Regions from separate parts of the Homo sapiens genome. Here region 1 is linked to region 2. Evidence: chromatin loops called from intact Hi-C (ENCODE). Cell type or tissue: GM12878. All regions are shown on one strand.

Region 1 (8,000 bases), 190 kb after region 2:
CGCCCGCCTCGGCCTCCCAAAGTGCTGGGATTACAGGCGTGAGCCACCGCGCCCGGCCGAGAAAGAATCTTATTCTACAATAAGGCTTCCTACTTTGGATTTCTGTTTCAATGACTATGTTGAAGCCCACATATGGCGACCTCCCCCAAGGCCAGTGAAGTGAAAAAGGCCTGTATAGAATGACTTCCTCCATGGAGATCAATGATACTCTACTAGAGGAAGTCAAAAAGTGGGGTGGCTTCCTTAGAACCAACTATTCTTTCAGTACCTCCACTGCCTGACCCTGCACTCCTGAAGTCTGATTTGGTAGAGTTTTAAGAGAAGGAAGACTCAGGATGAGTCCGGTCTCTCTGTCCCCAAAAGGATCAAAAGTCTTACACCCCAGTGAGGGTACGTAGTTCAAGTCCCCTGTCCACTCATCGCAATAGACTCACAGTTACTCTGCTGCTAACTCACTCCTACCACTGGTGTATAATAGCCCATTGACAGTTTTCCAGCTATGGCCACACCAGGGTGACATTTGAGACAAAGCTATGCCATGTTTTTGAGAGAGCCAAGATATTCACAATAAGACTATGGCATCCTCACAGCAAAAGGCACCTAAGAGTGGGCAAATGGACGTGGTATTCAATACACATTTCAGACACTTACAATCCTGAGGCTGCTGGCATCATCAAGAGATAGAATAGACATTTAAATAGTTGACTGAAAAAGACTGCTTGACAGAACATGTTGTCAGCATTGTAAACAACATCTTAGACAGTAAGGACATTAAGTGCAGCTGTTTCTGACAAAGAAACAAGCCCTTTGAAATTATTGCTTAGGAAAATCAGGACTAAAGGGAAGAGAGGAAATGGAATGTAGAGACCAGATCTCCATATCTGTGATTCTGAGAATACCCAACTTCTTTTTTCCCATTGATTCTAGTGTCTGGGGGCCCAATAAGTTTTATTTTAAGGTAGCAATTAAACAATATGAAGTGGGTGATTCCAACCTGTTGCCTGAACTACACCTGATTTCAGTTACTGAGTATGACAGCTCACAGACTATGAGCATAAGCAGCTGATAGAATATGTAAACCCTACATTACCTCTCCATTGGCCCACTTGGACAATGATAGGGACATCACAGGTCATTACAAGTTCTATCACTTTTCCCCAGCCCTGATGACACCCAACCCACTGGACTGAGCAAAGGAAGAAGTTGCAGCTATTTCCGTAGGACAAACTTTGTGACTGTGAGGGAGGAAAAAAAACAACTCTGGCATCTAAGGAGGGAAGATCTTAGACCCTGAGAAATGTTGAGAGGAAAGAACATTTAATGTCCCTCACTTGTCCCCTAGATCTAGCCCCACCTGGCAACAATCATATGGTCTTCTTGAGTCAAGCAGCAGCTGTGCCAGCAATATGACTCACTACTGGGTTTGTTGTCATCTTCCACATGCTATGAGAACAGAAAAATTCATGTGGGCATGACTATCCAATAATTTTTTTGCTGTGTTTCACACTTTTGTGAACAGCTCCAAATGTGGACCTCTTCTCTCCCAAATGACAAACACATGGACTGTCACACCTTATTTCAATATGACTGGTAAGAACTCATGTGTGTCTCCTAAGGCCCAAGCAACTTTGGGTTATGCCACATATGGCAATCCAGTCTGTAACTACATGGTGACCGTGCCCATGAAACTTAACCAAACCCATGTAACAGTGATCCCAGTCAAGTTAAAGAACAAATCCTGAATTGGAGTGACCTGTGCCTTTATGAGTCATATGTTTACATGTGAAGGAGAGTAGGCCATGGAACATCTGCCACTGGAGAAAGAGGTTAATTTTTGGCCCATTTATTGTCTTCTGTAATTATTGACACTGACACCACCCCTTGCTCTACATTTCTTTTATGAAGACACAGAATAAAGAGGGCTGCTGTACCAGGAATATACTGACTCCTTATTCCATACAGCAGTTTAGGTACTGTTCCCTAGGAGTGAAATTCAGAGAGGCAGTCATCAGGAACCCATCCTTAAACTCAGTTACTACAGCTAATGAAACAGCACAAACCCTAGAAGATCATCAGGCCAGTGAAAACTCCCTTGTGTGGATCATAATGGATAAGAGACTGCCCCTTAGACTGCATCCTGGCTGAATATGGAAGAGCGTGCATAGTCACCTACGCCCTGTGTTGTGTTTGGATTAACGCTAGTCATATGGAACACTCTATGTCATAGGAAATGAAGCTAAATGGTTATCTGAAATGAGAACTGCTTGTTCCCCCTGGGACTTATTAAGTAGGCTGAGCCAGGGATGCTATGGTATATGGCTAAGGCCAATACGGCAGATGGGCTTCATCCTGCTGACCAACATTTTGTTGATAGTATCTCTAATGTGAAAAATTTGAGTTTGGCCAGGAATATATAAGGCCAATGAGTAGATTGTTGAGAAAGGCAGTCTACCATGGGCCCTGAGGGTCTCTTCATGTCCTTGCCTACTGTGCCAAGGCCTGGCTGTCCTCTAATGCTGAGCAGTTTCCATAGTTAATCACACAGGCAAATAAAGTAGTCAAGGCAACCACAATGTGATTATGTTGTGTCTTGTTGCTCCCCAAGTGGGAGAAGGATCTGGCTCGCTTCCTGCTTGCTATAAAAGGTGCTGAGTCCTTGGCCCTGTGTTCCTCTTCTGCAACACCAACCGCTGCCCACTGGGCTCATTGCGTGGCCTGTTGGATTTGGGGCCAAGGAAACCGGTACTGCCCTGTTGATGCTCTTGCTGTGCTGTAAATAACAAACTGCCTCATTTAGATTATTATCTAGCTTTGGCATTTAAGGAGTTGCAGAAGGTTTACTCCTTGATGTCCATTATGAGCATGGGACTTCTTTCCTGACAATAAATAAATGTTTGAACAAAACATATAATAAGCCAATAAAAAATGCCAGAGTGAACATGAGTCTCATTAGAGAACATATGAACTATATACTTAATATATATATACTTAATAAGCTTAAATAAGAAATTAGTGAGGAAAAGTAAATATAATCCTAGTCACTAAAAATAAGTATGTACATATATACTTGAAGCAAAAAAGAGAAAGGATAGCAACAGCAATCCAGATAAATCTGAATTTATCTAACAAACTCTAGGAAAAGTGATATAAAATTCATATATAATTAGTAAGAATGATTTATAATCAAAACAAATAATAGCAATGAAACTGTACTTGAAGAGAAAATATGGCTCTTGATTAATATTTTAACTTTATTTTCCTTAAAAAATTGGCTCATCTATAAGAATACCATGTGGATTCATGCAATTTAACTATTCTGGAAGAGTTTTCAAGTATTGAATCAAAAATGATAAACAATTCAATTTGCAAGAAAGCAAAATGAGTGGGGAAAAAATAATTGGTCTATATATTTAAGTACATTAAAAAATCCAAGAGTTTGGAGCAGTGGTGTGTTGGTATATCTTAACAGCCAGTTTTACAGAGAAGAAAACTGATTTATAGTGTTTGCCCATTTTCACAGTATAAATACTCCTGCTCCAGTTAATTTCAAGCTACCAACAATACATCACTGATCAAAATTGGGAAAAGTTATGGAAAATTGTCTCCTATGAATTTACACAAGCCAGCTCTAGCACACCACTGATTTGAGGTGCAATGGACAATATTTACAAGTAATACAATATATTTGTATACAATATATACAAATAAAAATCTTCCCAGTGAGCTTTTATTGCCCATAGAAACAGTACAGCTAAATGGAAAAAAGCTGAACTTCGATGACAGGCATATTTGGGTTAAAGAATCCTTCACCATTTACTATTGTGTGATCATGAGCAAGTTATTTCATTGTTCTTAGATTTACTTTCCCATGCGCACAACGGGAATAAGAGTATCCACCCTATATTGTTGTTAGAAGGGCAACAAGAAGAGGGAGAAGAAAAGCCCCTTCTTCCTTCCCCAGTCTTGCTATCTCCCTTTAGCACCACCTATTGGCTGAGACTAACATCAAGCCACCTGGCAAAGAAAAATAGCTATTCTGAAAAGTCCAGATCCATTATCACAAAGTAGGACAAAATAGGATGGGTGGGTTTAGATATGAGACATAACAGCTAGCATACTCGCCAAACTGGAATAGTGCTAGAAGAATGAGGACAGCTCCTGAGACTTCAGGAGCTAGGAGCAGAGACTGAAATACTGACAGCATCCTGCTTCTCCAGCTCCCGCCTTCCTTCTCTCTGCATCACCCTTTATTCCACCATGGATCAGCTTCTGCATGAGTCAGAGATCATGCACATTGTCATCATCCGGGATCACACTTTTCAACCATCAAGACCAAGTGGAGGTTGGGGATTGGGAGGAAAACTTCTCCTACAGCTTTATTATATATAGCAGCCCTCCCTCCTTCAATGAATTTTTGTGATCAAGAAGGTGCAAAACTGTGGTGCCTCACGTGACACAGGCCCATTCCTGGAGGGGAGAAGTAAGGAGCTATAAGTCTAGCTCCCACAAGAAGCACATGGGTGAAATAGAAGAAAGAAGGGTTACCCCAAAAGAAGGGGCAAAGAAAGACAAAACAACAAATATCCATGACCAATATTTCAAAAGTTTCATTTTATGCCTTTTTTTTTTTTTTTTTGGCTTCGGGCCATTATCTAAGATCCTATGAACAAAGTAGAGGGTCAAGTTGCAAGTCTAATACTGAAAAAGACAATTCTGCTCCTGCTCCTGCACAGCCAACTTGTTCACTGTGCTTGAGGTCCTCTGCTTTCATTTCAGCAATGACTGAAATTACATAACCAAGGGATGGTGGTGGACACGATGAGGAGTCACAGTGTGATGAGTCATAATGCTGGTTAGGTTTCACTGCTGCAGCTTCTTAAAACCAGAAGAAAAAGGATTTGAAAAGCAAGTTAAATTTTATGAGTAGATGTTGGTTTTAAGTTTAACATCTTCTCTCTAGAGAACCAACAACAATTACAACAAAGGGTTTTTATTCAAGAAGAGAAATATATACTACTATGGTACTTGGTTTAAGGTCCAATTTATTAAATTCCTATATCTGATAAAAGCTTTGAAAACCAATTTTTGTTCAGATGCTGATTATACATTTCATTAATTAAATTCCCTCAAGTAATTTTAACTGTAGTTACAAATTTAGTATGGTTGATTCTTCTGAATATATCGAGCATGTTAAACAGCAATTCATGTACAAAAACAGTAAGTACAAAACTTAATACCTTTACATTAAAGCTAGTTATCAAAATTCTAAAATGGGTTTAATCGTGTTTCTTATTTTTAGACTTATTTTGACACATTGCTAGTGCTCCCATTTTTGGTTATTCTTAGAGTTCTGTTGATCTTGCCAGACCCAGAAGAAAAATAATGGTCTCACACAAGTCAAGGGTGCAGATTCTGAGTTATTGGCTACATGACCCTGGATCTGTATCTTAGGTGTGATTATAAAGGCTATGGTGATTCTAACAGATGACACTGAGCATCACAGGATGAATCCTGTTGTATAATAAATGTTTTAGCTTTCAAGTTTATGAAAATTGACATCTTTTTGAAAATTATGTATTTTTAAATTTTTGGATGTCCTGGTCCCTAATCTATTGTCTGTCACTATGATATATGGGCCTAGTCTCCTGACATTATTTCAAGAGTATATATTTCTTTTATTGTTGTTGTTGTTGTTACAGAGTCTCACTCTGTCACCCAGGCTGGAGTGCAGTGGCGTGATCTCGGCTCAGTGCAACCTCTGCCTCCTGGGTTCAAGCAATTCTCCTGCCTCAGCCTCCTGAGTAACTGGGAATACAGGCGCCCGCCATCACACCTGGCTAATTTTTGTATTTTTAGTAGAGACAGAGTTTCACCATGTTGGCCAGGCTGGTCTTGAACTCCTGGCCTCAGGTGATCCACCCACCTCGGCCTCCCAAAGTGCTGGGATTATACGTGTGAGCCACTGCACCCGGCCTTAAGAGTATGTATTTCTTACCAGACTTTTTTAGTCTAATTACTGGAGCCATCTAGGGCAGGGATATCTAAACTTTTGGCTTCCCTGGAAGAAGAATTGTCTTGAGCCACACATAAAATACACTAACACTAAAGATACCTGATGGGCTTTTTAAAAATTGCAAAAAAATCTCATAATGTTTTAAGAAAGTTTGTGAATTTTTGTGGGCCACATTCAAAGCCGTCCCAGGCAACAGGTTGGACAGGCTTGATCTAGGGCTTAATCTCTATGAACAGCTAACTTCTTTAGAAGATTAGGCTGATTTACTTACTGTAGACAAAAATTTAAAAATCTCCATTCTTCTTCATCAACGGGCCTGATTAATTTTTCACCCAATTTACTAGGTTATTGTAGATGATTACCAGTGCTAATCAGTACTCCCTGTTCTTTATAATAGAGTTCCTACTTTGTACAGAAATTCTTTCTTGCTTACACAAATAAAAGTATATCTATACTTCGTTAAAATAGATTAATAGAAGAACCAGAATACCAACATACAATATTACTTCTGCTATAAACTCAGTAAAAATTTTTAAATATCCAAGTACATACAAGTTTACTGTATAGAATAACTATCGTTTATATACTTAATAGTGACCTGTTTTACTTGTAGTATGAATTCATGACTTTATGCAGATGCAAATTTATAAGTATTGTTATCATTATTTGATGCTTATAAGTCTTTTTCTTTTTCTTCTTAAATAGAGATGGGGTCTTGTCATGTTGCCCAGGCTGGTTTCAAACTCTTGGACTCAAGCGATCCTCCCACTTTGGCCTCCTGAAATGTCGGGATTACTGGCATGAGCCACAACACCTGGCCAGGAAGTCCCTTAAGCAGACTTTTTCACTTTTTTTTTTCTTTTTTACTGCCCCTTACATTTTTGAAAGAATTCTTGCCTCCTGACAACAGGATAATTGAAACTGTACTCAAATATCTTGATTTGTTTTCCCACCCTAAGGCAGGAAGTCAAATACCTCCAATGAGACTTGGTCCCTTTTATGTAGAGAACAAAATTAGAGACGAAACAAAATCTGGGCCCTAAGGGCACACTAAGAAAAGCATGATGGGCAAATGACATAAAAAGTGCTTTTGGACTTCTTTTAATAATATCTGAGCTAGAAAAATGTATGTGTATTTAAAAGTATGACTTTCTGCTCATTTTTCCAATTTACTATGTTTTTATTCTCTTATTTACATTATTTTGTCAACCACTAGAATTTTCTCCTACATTGACACCAAGATCTCAAAAGCTCAGCAGAGACCTTCAAAAGAGAGCAAAAGTTTACAATTCAATATTGTTTTTACATCCAAAGAGTATTTACACATAGCAAACTAAAAGTAGTGTTAGAAGGGTTTGTGAAGCAAAATTATACCACAGAAGTTAAGAGAATTAGAAAATAAAGTATGGTTCATGATTCTGGATAGGAGGATTACTGTAATTGTGAGCCATCCATGTCTATGCTCCTAGATAGGGAATTGCCACACTTACTTCTTTGAAAAAATGTAAGGCACTAGAAGTTGAAGGACTGACTAGAGAGAAAACAAGGTATTTCATGAAACTAAGCCAGTTTTATGAGACCACAGATAACTGTGCTAGGTAAATCAGTCCTACTTAAAGCCAATTTCTAAGTATTCGTATATTACAAAAAATATTTATTACAAAACCATCTGTTGGTTGAAACTATTTTAGTTCCATGAATGACTCAACTATGTGCTATTATAAATACATATGTGTGTGTGTGTATATATATATATAGAGAGAGAGAGAGAGAGACTGAGTCTTGCTCAGTCGCCCAGGCTGGAGTGCAGTGGCGAGATCTCGGCTCACTGCAACCTCTGCCTCCTGGATTCAAGCCATCCTCCTACCTCAGCCTCCCGAGTAGCTGGGACTACAGGCATGTGCCACCACACCCAACTAATTTTTGTATTTTTAGTGGAGATGGGGTTTCACCATATTGGCCAGGCTGGTCCCAAACTCCTGACCTC
Region 2 (8,000 bases):
CACCTCCCCAGATTCTGCAATTCACTAGAACTCACAGCACTCAGGATATAGTTGCACTAACTGCTATGGTTTATAACAGTGAAAGGGCACAAAACAAAATCAACAAAGGGAAAAAATCACTATGGGATGAAGTCCTGAGGATACTAGGCTTGAAACTACCAAGAGTCCTCTCCCAGTGGTGTCACAAGTGACATATTTAACTCTTCCAGCAATTAATTGTGATACCAAGAGTGAAATGTTGTCTACCAGAAAAGCTCATTAGAGATGCACTGCCCACATTTGTGTTTTTGTTTTTGTTTTTTTTCCCCCCACTGGGGACTGGTCATGTAGGCACCCTCAGCCTAGCATGTACCAAAATTCCAAATAGAATTTTCCCAAAAGGAAAGCAGGTGTTCCGCATAAACCATATCGTTTGCACAAATAAATTAGGAATAGTAAAGCACTCTTATCATTCCAGGAAGGTTTATATCAGTGTAAGGAACTGTTTACAATCCAAGTTCCCGGACAACAGTTAAGGGACAACCCTGCAAGGAGGCCTTTCCAAGGGCAGCATTATCAGGCTTACTAGGTTAACTCTTTTTCTGTACACCAACTATCAGTAAAACTATCAATCTAATGTGAACATAAAATGATGACATTTTCAGATGTTCAACATCTCAAAAATTTACATTCTATCCAATTTTTTTTCCTCAGGAGAGTGAATATCCAGCACCAAAATGATGGAGTAAACCAATAAGTAGAAAGAAAGGGAAAGGAGAAATATAGACACACAAAAGAGAGGCAATGGAATCCCCAAAATTATGATGAAAATCAATCCCAGGATGATAGCTCGTACTAGGTACAAAAGACAACCAGTTCGTAAAGGAACAGATCTGAAGCCTCCAGAAGATAACACTGTTAGGATATTTGATGGGCTGAATAGATGTAGAAGACATTTAGACAACTGGCAAGGTTCTAGGCATTACATTTATAACAAGTTCATAGAAGAGTAAGTAAACAATAAACCAAGATAATTATTAACTTCAGAAAATGTGAGAAGTTGAACTGGAAAGGAAAGATTATCATGAAATAATATAATCAGGTAAAAAAATGCAAAGTACATTTTACAATGTGTACATTATACCACCACTTGTGATTTTTCTTAAAAGGATATGCACAGACACACATTCATACAAGCATGGAATATCTCTGGGAAACTAGTAAATAATAGTTGTCTCCTGGAAGAGACTAACAGAAAAAAAAATTGTGGTGGACAGGAGACTTAAAGGTTTACTCAATTTCTATGTGAGTTTTTGCCATGAACATGTATGACTTTTCAAACAAACAGGCAAATAACATGAACTCTCAAAACCAAAACAAAAAGCAAAAACAAAAAGTAGCAGAAAATAGAGCAGCAAGATACACTTAGCTCCCCCACACTCAGATGGATAATAATCTCCTTCTGCATTAATGGCACCCCCAGCTTCATGTTCTCACTAACGAGCTGTAGTAGAACACATTTGCTTAGAAAAAGTTTAATTAGTTCTTGTTTTCCTTTAATAAGAAATGTCTTTAAAAAAAAGAGCTGTAGTTTCATTTGTAAACAAAACCCCTACATTAAAAAAAAATGTAGGGCTGGGAGTGGGGGCTGATGCCTGTAATCCCAGGACTTTGGGAGGCTGCGAATGGATCACTTGAGGTCAGGATTTTGAGACCAGCCTGGCCAACATGGTGAAACCCTGTCTCTACTAAAAATACAAAAAGTAGCCGGGGGTGTTGGCACACACCTGTAATTCCAGCTACTCAGGAGGCTGAGGCAGAAGAATCACTTGAACTTGGGAGGTGGAGGTTGCAGTGAGCCGAGACTGGGCCACTTCACTCCAGCCTGGGCAGTGGAGCAAGACTCCTTATCAAAAACAAAACAAAACAAAAACACAAAAACAAAAACAAAAACAAAAACAAAACTGTAGAAGGGAGGGGCCAAGATGGCCAACTAGAAACAGCTACAGTCAGAGGCTCCCACTGAGAAGAATGAAAACAGTGAGTGAATCCTACACCAGCAACTGAGGTATCCAGGTTCTTTCATTAGGACTGACTAGGCAGTTGATGCAACCCACGGAGACTGATGAAAAGCAGGGCAACAAGAGAGAAAGGCCAGGTCACCTACAAAAGGAAGCCCATCAGACTAACAGTGGATCTTTCAGCAGAAACCCTACAAGCCAGAAGAGACTGGGGGCCAATATTCAACATTCTTAAAGAAAAGAATTTCCAACACAGAATTTAATATCTGGCCAAACTAAGCTTCATAAGCTAAGGAGAAATAAAATCCTTTTCAGACAAGCAAACGCTGAGGGAATCCACCACCACCAGGCCTGCCTTGCAAGAGCTCCTGAAGGAAGCATTAAATATGGAAAGGAAAAACTGTTACCAGCCACTACAAAAACACCCTGAAGTACAAAGACAAATGACACTGTGAAGCAACTACATTAACAAGTCTGCAAAATAACCAGCTAGCATCCTGATGACAGGATCACATTCACACATAATAGTATTAAACTTAAATGTAAATGGGCAAAATGCCCCCAGATAAAAGACACAGAATGGAAAGCTGGATAAAAAGTTGAGACCCATCAGTGTGCTACTGTCAAGAGACCCATCTCATGTGCAAAGCCTCAAAATAGTCTCAAAATAAAGGGATGGAGGAAAATTTACCAAGCAAATGGAAAGCAGAAAAAAGCATGGATTGCAATCCTAGTTTCTGACAAAACAGATTTTAAACCAACAAAGATCAAAAAAGACCAAGAAGGGCATTATATAATGGTAAAGGATTCAATTCAACAGGAAGAGCTAACTATCCTAAATATATACGTACCCAATATAGAAGCATCCAGACTCGTAAAACAAGTTCTTAGAGACATACAAAGAGACTTAGACTCCCACACAATAAAAGCAGGAGACTTTAACACCCTACCATCAATATTGGAAAGATCATCGATACAGAAAATTAACAAAAACATTCAGGACTTCAACTCAGCTCTGGATCAAGCGGACCTGATATCTACAGAACTCTCCACCCCAAAACAACAGAATATACATTCTTCTCAGTACCTCATGACACTTACTCTAAAATCAATCACATAATTGGAAGTAAAACACTTCTCAGCAAACGCAAAATAACTGAAATCATAACAAATAGTCTCTCAGACCACAGCACAGTGAAATTAGAACTCAAGATTAAGAGACTCACTCAAAAACCACACAACTACGTGGAAATTGAGCAACCTGCTTCCGAATGACTCCTGGGTAAATAATGAGATTAAGGCAGAAATCACGAAGTTCTTTGAAACCAATGAGAACAAAGAAACAGTGTAGCAGAATCTCTGCCACACAGCTAAAGCTGTGTTAAGAAGGCAATTTATAACACTGAATGCCCACATCAAAAAGCTAGAAAGATCTTAAATCAACACCCTGACATCACAACTAAAAAAAACTAGAGAACCAAGAGCAAATAAAACTCAAAGCTAGCAGAAGAAAAGAAATAAACAAGATCAGAGTGGAACTGAAGGAGATAGAAACACAAAAAACCCTTCAAAAAATCAATGAATCCAGAAGCTGTTTTTTTTTTTTAAAGTTAACAAATAGACCACTAGCTAGGCTAATAGAAAAGAGAGAAGAATCAAATAGATACGATAAAAAATGTTAAAGAGGATATCACCACTGACTCCTCAGAAATACAACCAACCATCAGAGAATACTACAAACACCTCTATGCAAATGAACTAGAATATCTAGAAGAAATGGATACATTCCTGGACACATACACCCTCCCAAGACTGAATCAGTAAGAAGGTGAATCTCATTTGATCCTCAGCAATGCTAAGATAGGCAAAGAAGCTGCTGTTATCCATGTTTTTTTTTAAATAATGTCAGTGAAATTATAAATCTGATAATATTAATCCCGCTGAGCAATATTAAAGAGCTGAAATCTAGATCTCCTGAGGCAAACTCCAGGCTTTCTAAAACATTGTCTTGCTGGAAATCTCATGAAATCATTTGACTCTGGTATAATGGTCATGATAGCACAAGAAGAGGATAGAACATCGTGCAGTAAAATGCCATTTTTATTATTTATAGCACTGTTCTAATGGAGTAATTTACCACGCCACTAATCAGTAAACCAAATGGAATGGCTTTCCATATCTACCTCATGGAAAGGCTGTAAATGTAATTAAACATTTTTTAATCCATCAAACACAAGAGCTCCTTGGAGATTTAAAATAAATATGCCTACATTCAAAGCTGCAGATAAAGGCAAAAGTGCATATGAATTACTTTGTGGTAAGTGCAGCCCAGAGGCAGTAAACTTCCATCTGGTTTTTCTGCTTCCCTCTTCCCACTGCTGCCAATACAGGAACTCTTTTAGTTTTTACACACCACCTGCACTCATCCCACAGGCCTGTTCTCCTTTAAATGCCTGGAAAGTAGCAAGCAGAGCAGCAGGTGGGTGTAGCAAGTTTTCCAATCTACATTGATGCTTTCAGTTTATGATGCATACACCTTGAGATTATAGAACTCCAGAGAGGAAGTGATCTATCCTAGCAGAGAATCAACATAATGTCCTGCTGTTATCCCTACCAGAAAATGAGGGAAGATTGAGCTGACAAGGCTGAGAGCTTGAAGACTTCACATGAGGTTCCGCACTGGGTTTGTATCCATGTGGATTACATAATAATTTCAGACCTTCTTTCTGAGGGATGGAAGAGAGCTGAGAAGCCTCAGCTGATAGCAAGAAACAGAGAACAGAGAATGGGCAAACCCCCACTGCCAAGTTGGAAATTATGAGTAGAGACCAAATAGTTAAGCTATATTAAGAAAAGCTTCAGAACCATAAGTCTTGTAGACAGAGGTAAAAAACAAGTTTCACAAGACAAGAGCCATCAGAAAAGTACTGCAATAACCACAACAGCCAGTGAAGTGAAAGACATTTGGGAGGTCATGGTTTCACTATCATTCTTCTTATTTTCTTTCAATGATTAAACATTGTATATACTGGAGAGGATGAGCAGCGTCCACATTTGCCCTGTCATGCTCCTCCTCTGTCAGGAAGAGAATGAAGGTCCAGATGAGAATTTAAATGACACTTCTTACTCTAAACATAATGGGAACACATATGGGTTGCTGTGTATTTATTGGAACAACACTGCAGAGCTCACAATACCCTGAGTTCAACATTGTTTACAGGTTTTATTAGACTGAGTATTATAATGGTTAATATTGAGTGTCAACTTGATTGGATTGAAGGGTGCAAAGTATTGTTCCTGGGTGTGTCTGTGAGGGTGTTGCCAAAGGAGAGTAACATTTGAGTCAGTGGACCAGGAGAGGGAGACCCACCCTCAGTCTGGGTGGGCATCACTAATAAGCTGCCAATGCAGCTAGAATAAAGCAGGTAGAAGAAGGTGGAAAGAGCAGACTTGCTGAGTCTTCCGGCCTTCATCTTTCTCCCATGCTGGATGCTTCCTGCCCTTGAACATCAGACTCCAAGTTATTCAGCTTTTGGACTGTTGGACTTACACTAGCGATTTGCCAAGGGCTGTCAGGCCTTCAGCCACAGACTGAAGGTTGCACTGTTGGCTTTCCTACTTTTGAGGTTTTGGGACCTGAACTGGCTTCCTTGCTCCTCAGCTTGTAGATAGCCTATTGTGAAACCTCACCTTGTGATCATGTGAGTCAATACTCCTTAATAAATTCCACTTTATATGTACATCTATCCTGTTAGTTCTGTCCTTCTAGAGAACTCTGACTAATACAAGTATTAAATACTACATACAAACTCCTCTCTGCATTGATAGCTATGCACCCCACAACTGAACCACACACCACAGTTTTGTTTACACTTGATTTGGTTGTTGGGCCATTGCCTGGATGATGTACTGCATTTTTCAAAGTGTGTAACAGTGATCACTTTGCTTGGAATCACCTATGATCATGTTACAAATGGAGACTTTCAGCCCCACCCCCCAGACCTACTGAATCGGAATCTTCAGAGAGTGAGTCTTGGAGCTTTCTTTTAAATAGGGATTGTTACCTGCACTGAAGTCTGAGAATGGGTGAATTTGGGACTCCACTTCGGTAATACAATCCAAAGTGTTTATGGGGACTATGAATTTGCTTCTTATCTGCATTATTTATTCATTTGTTTAACCAGTAACTAATTATTGTGCTCTTTCTGTGTGTTACATACTAGTTCAGATAAGAGGGCACAATACTGAACAAAACACACATGGTCCCTGCCCGTACCAGGGTACTTACATCCTAATGTATCCTACTGTTTCAGAAGATTACCCTGAGGAGTTTGAGCAGCTGCCACCAGAGTGGTGACCAAGCTTTAGGCAGACAGCTTATTAAACATCATGCATATTCAGTAGATCTGGGGTGGATTTTAGGAACCTACAAAATTCACAAACTTTCCATGTAGTTACAACTTGAGAAACCCTATTCTGCAGAGTTAGGGTATAAAATACATAATTTGTTGTATATGTTTAATCTTAAGTTAACATAGTATCTATGTTTTAAATTCAAAAAGGACCAGATATTTTGTATTTGCTCAACAGTTTTCCTTCCAATTGTTCAAGCCACTACTTTTTATGAGTTGTAATTGTAATTACGTATATTTATATATTAACTCATGTATTTAGCAACTGTTGAGCACCTACTGTGTGTCTGGCTCCCTGATGGACACCAGGGAAGCAAAGATTGAAAATATCCATCAGGAGGCTGGGCGCAGTGGCTCACGCCTGTAATCCCAGCACTTTGGGAGGCTGAGGCAGGTGGATCATGAGGTCAGGAGTTCAAGACTAGCCTGGCCAAGAGGGTGAAACCCCATCTCTACTAAAAATACAAAAATTAGCCAGGCGTGGTGGGGGGGTGCCTATAATCCCAGCTACTTGGGAAGCTGAGGCAGAGAATTGCCTGAACCCAGGAGGCAGAGGTTGCAGTGAGCCAAGATTGTGCCGCTGCACTGCAGCCTGAATGACAGAGAGAGACTCCATCTAAAAAGGAAAGAAAGAAAGAAAGAGAGAGAGAGAGAGAGAGAAAGAAGTAAGGAAGGAAGGAAGGGAGAGAAAGAAAGAGAAAGAAAAAGAAAGAAAGAGAAAGAAAGAAAGGAAAAGAAAGAAAAGGAAAAGAAAGAAAAGGAAAGAAAAGAAAGAGAAAAAGAAAAAAAAGAGAAGATCCATCAGGAAACTCACAGTTGCACAGGGAAGGAGGTTGTCAGCAATGCAGCATTTCCTCAAGTGCTGTGATTGTCATGAACTAAAGTGATTCAGAAGCATAGGGGAAAATGACTAGTTGTGCCTGGGGAGTTAGCGATGTGTTCACCAAGGAATGGACATTGAGGCTTCAAATGGAATCTGACCAGGCAGAAAAACACGGAATGATCCTATGTGCCAGGCATTGTGGGAAGTGTTTTGAAGACATAATCTCCTTAATTTTCAAAACATCTTCCGAGGTAAATGCCGTTATTATCACAATTTTATAGAAGAAGAAACTGTAGCCAGAGAGGTTACAGAACTTGCTCCAGGTCACATGTTTTGTAAGTGGCTGAGCTGGGTGTCATACCCAGGCTGTGGGATTCCAGAGCCTGCAGGCTTAGTGGTTCTGCACTGTCCCATCATAGTGGGAACACTATGGAGAAGAGCCCAAAGTCACAAGGGACTCTGCCATGTTCAGGGACCTCAACCAGGCACATGAGTCCACAGGAGAACTTAAGTGAAAGGAGCGGGAGGGTAGGAGCAGAAACATGGTCAGGTCTTGATTCTACAAGACACACGTAAAAACCAGTCTCAAAACGTTACACTTTGATCAAGTTCACTTATGTTTTCAGGAGTCAACACAAGAATTTATTCAGGCTGGCACAAAAACTACTACAGTAGATCACAGTTATTCACAGATTTCATATTTGTGAATTTGCCTGTCCACTAAAATGTATTTGTAACTCCCAAACCCATACTTGCAGCACTTTC

The links. Hi-C counts contacts between places; a loop is a spot of excess contacts. Peaks named below come from ENCODE experiments on the same cell type or tissue, not always from the same donor. Only the 100,000 strongest peaks of a DNase experiment are listed, where the experiment ranks them.
Region 1: it touches region 2 in a loop (7-fold over the local background); 1 of 110 quality-filtered maps calls a loop at or near these places.

What each region holds. Positions count from the first base shown.
Region 1 is chr13:46,958,736-46,966,735 of GRCh38, reverse strand. No RefSeq gene overlaps it. Among named protein-coding and RNA genes, the nearest start is that of HTR2A, 66 kb to the right of the region's middle. In GM12878, a CTCF peak has its summit at 3,982 (motif pointing left); a DNase peak (open chromatin) is centred at 4,795.
Region 2 is chr13:47,144,104-47,152,103 of GRCh38, reverse strand. No RefSeq gene overlaps it. Among named protein-coding and RNA genes, the nearest start is that of HTR2A, 250 kb to the right of the region's middle. In GM12878, no CTCF peak of the experiment used is centred here; a DNase peak (open chromatin) is centred at 4,923.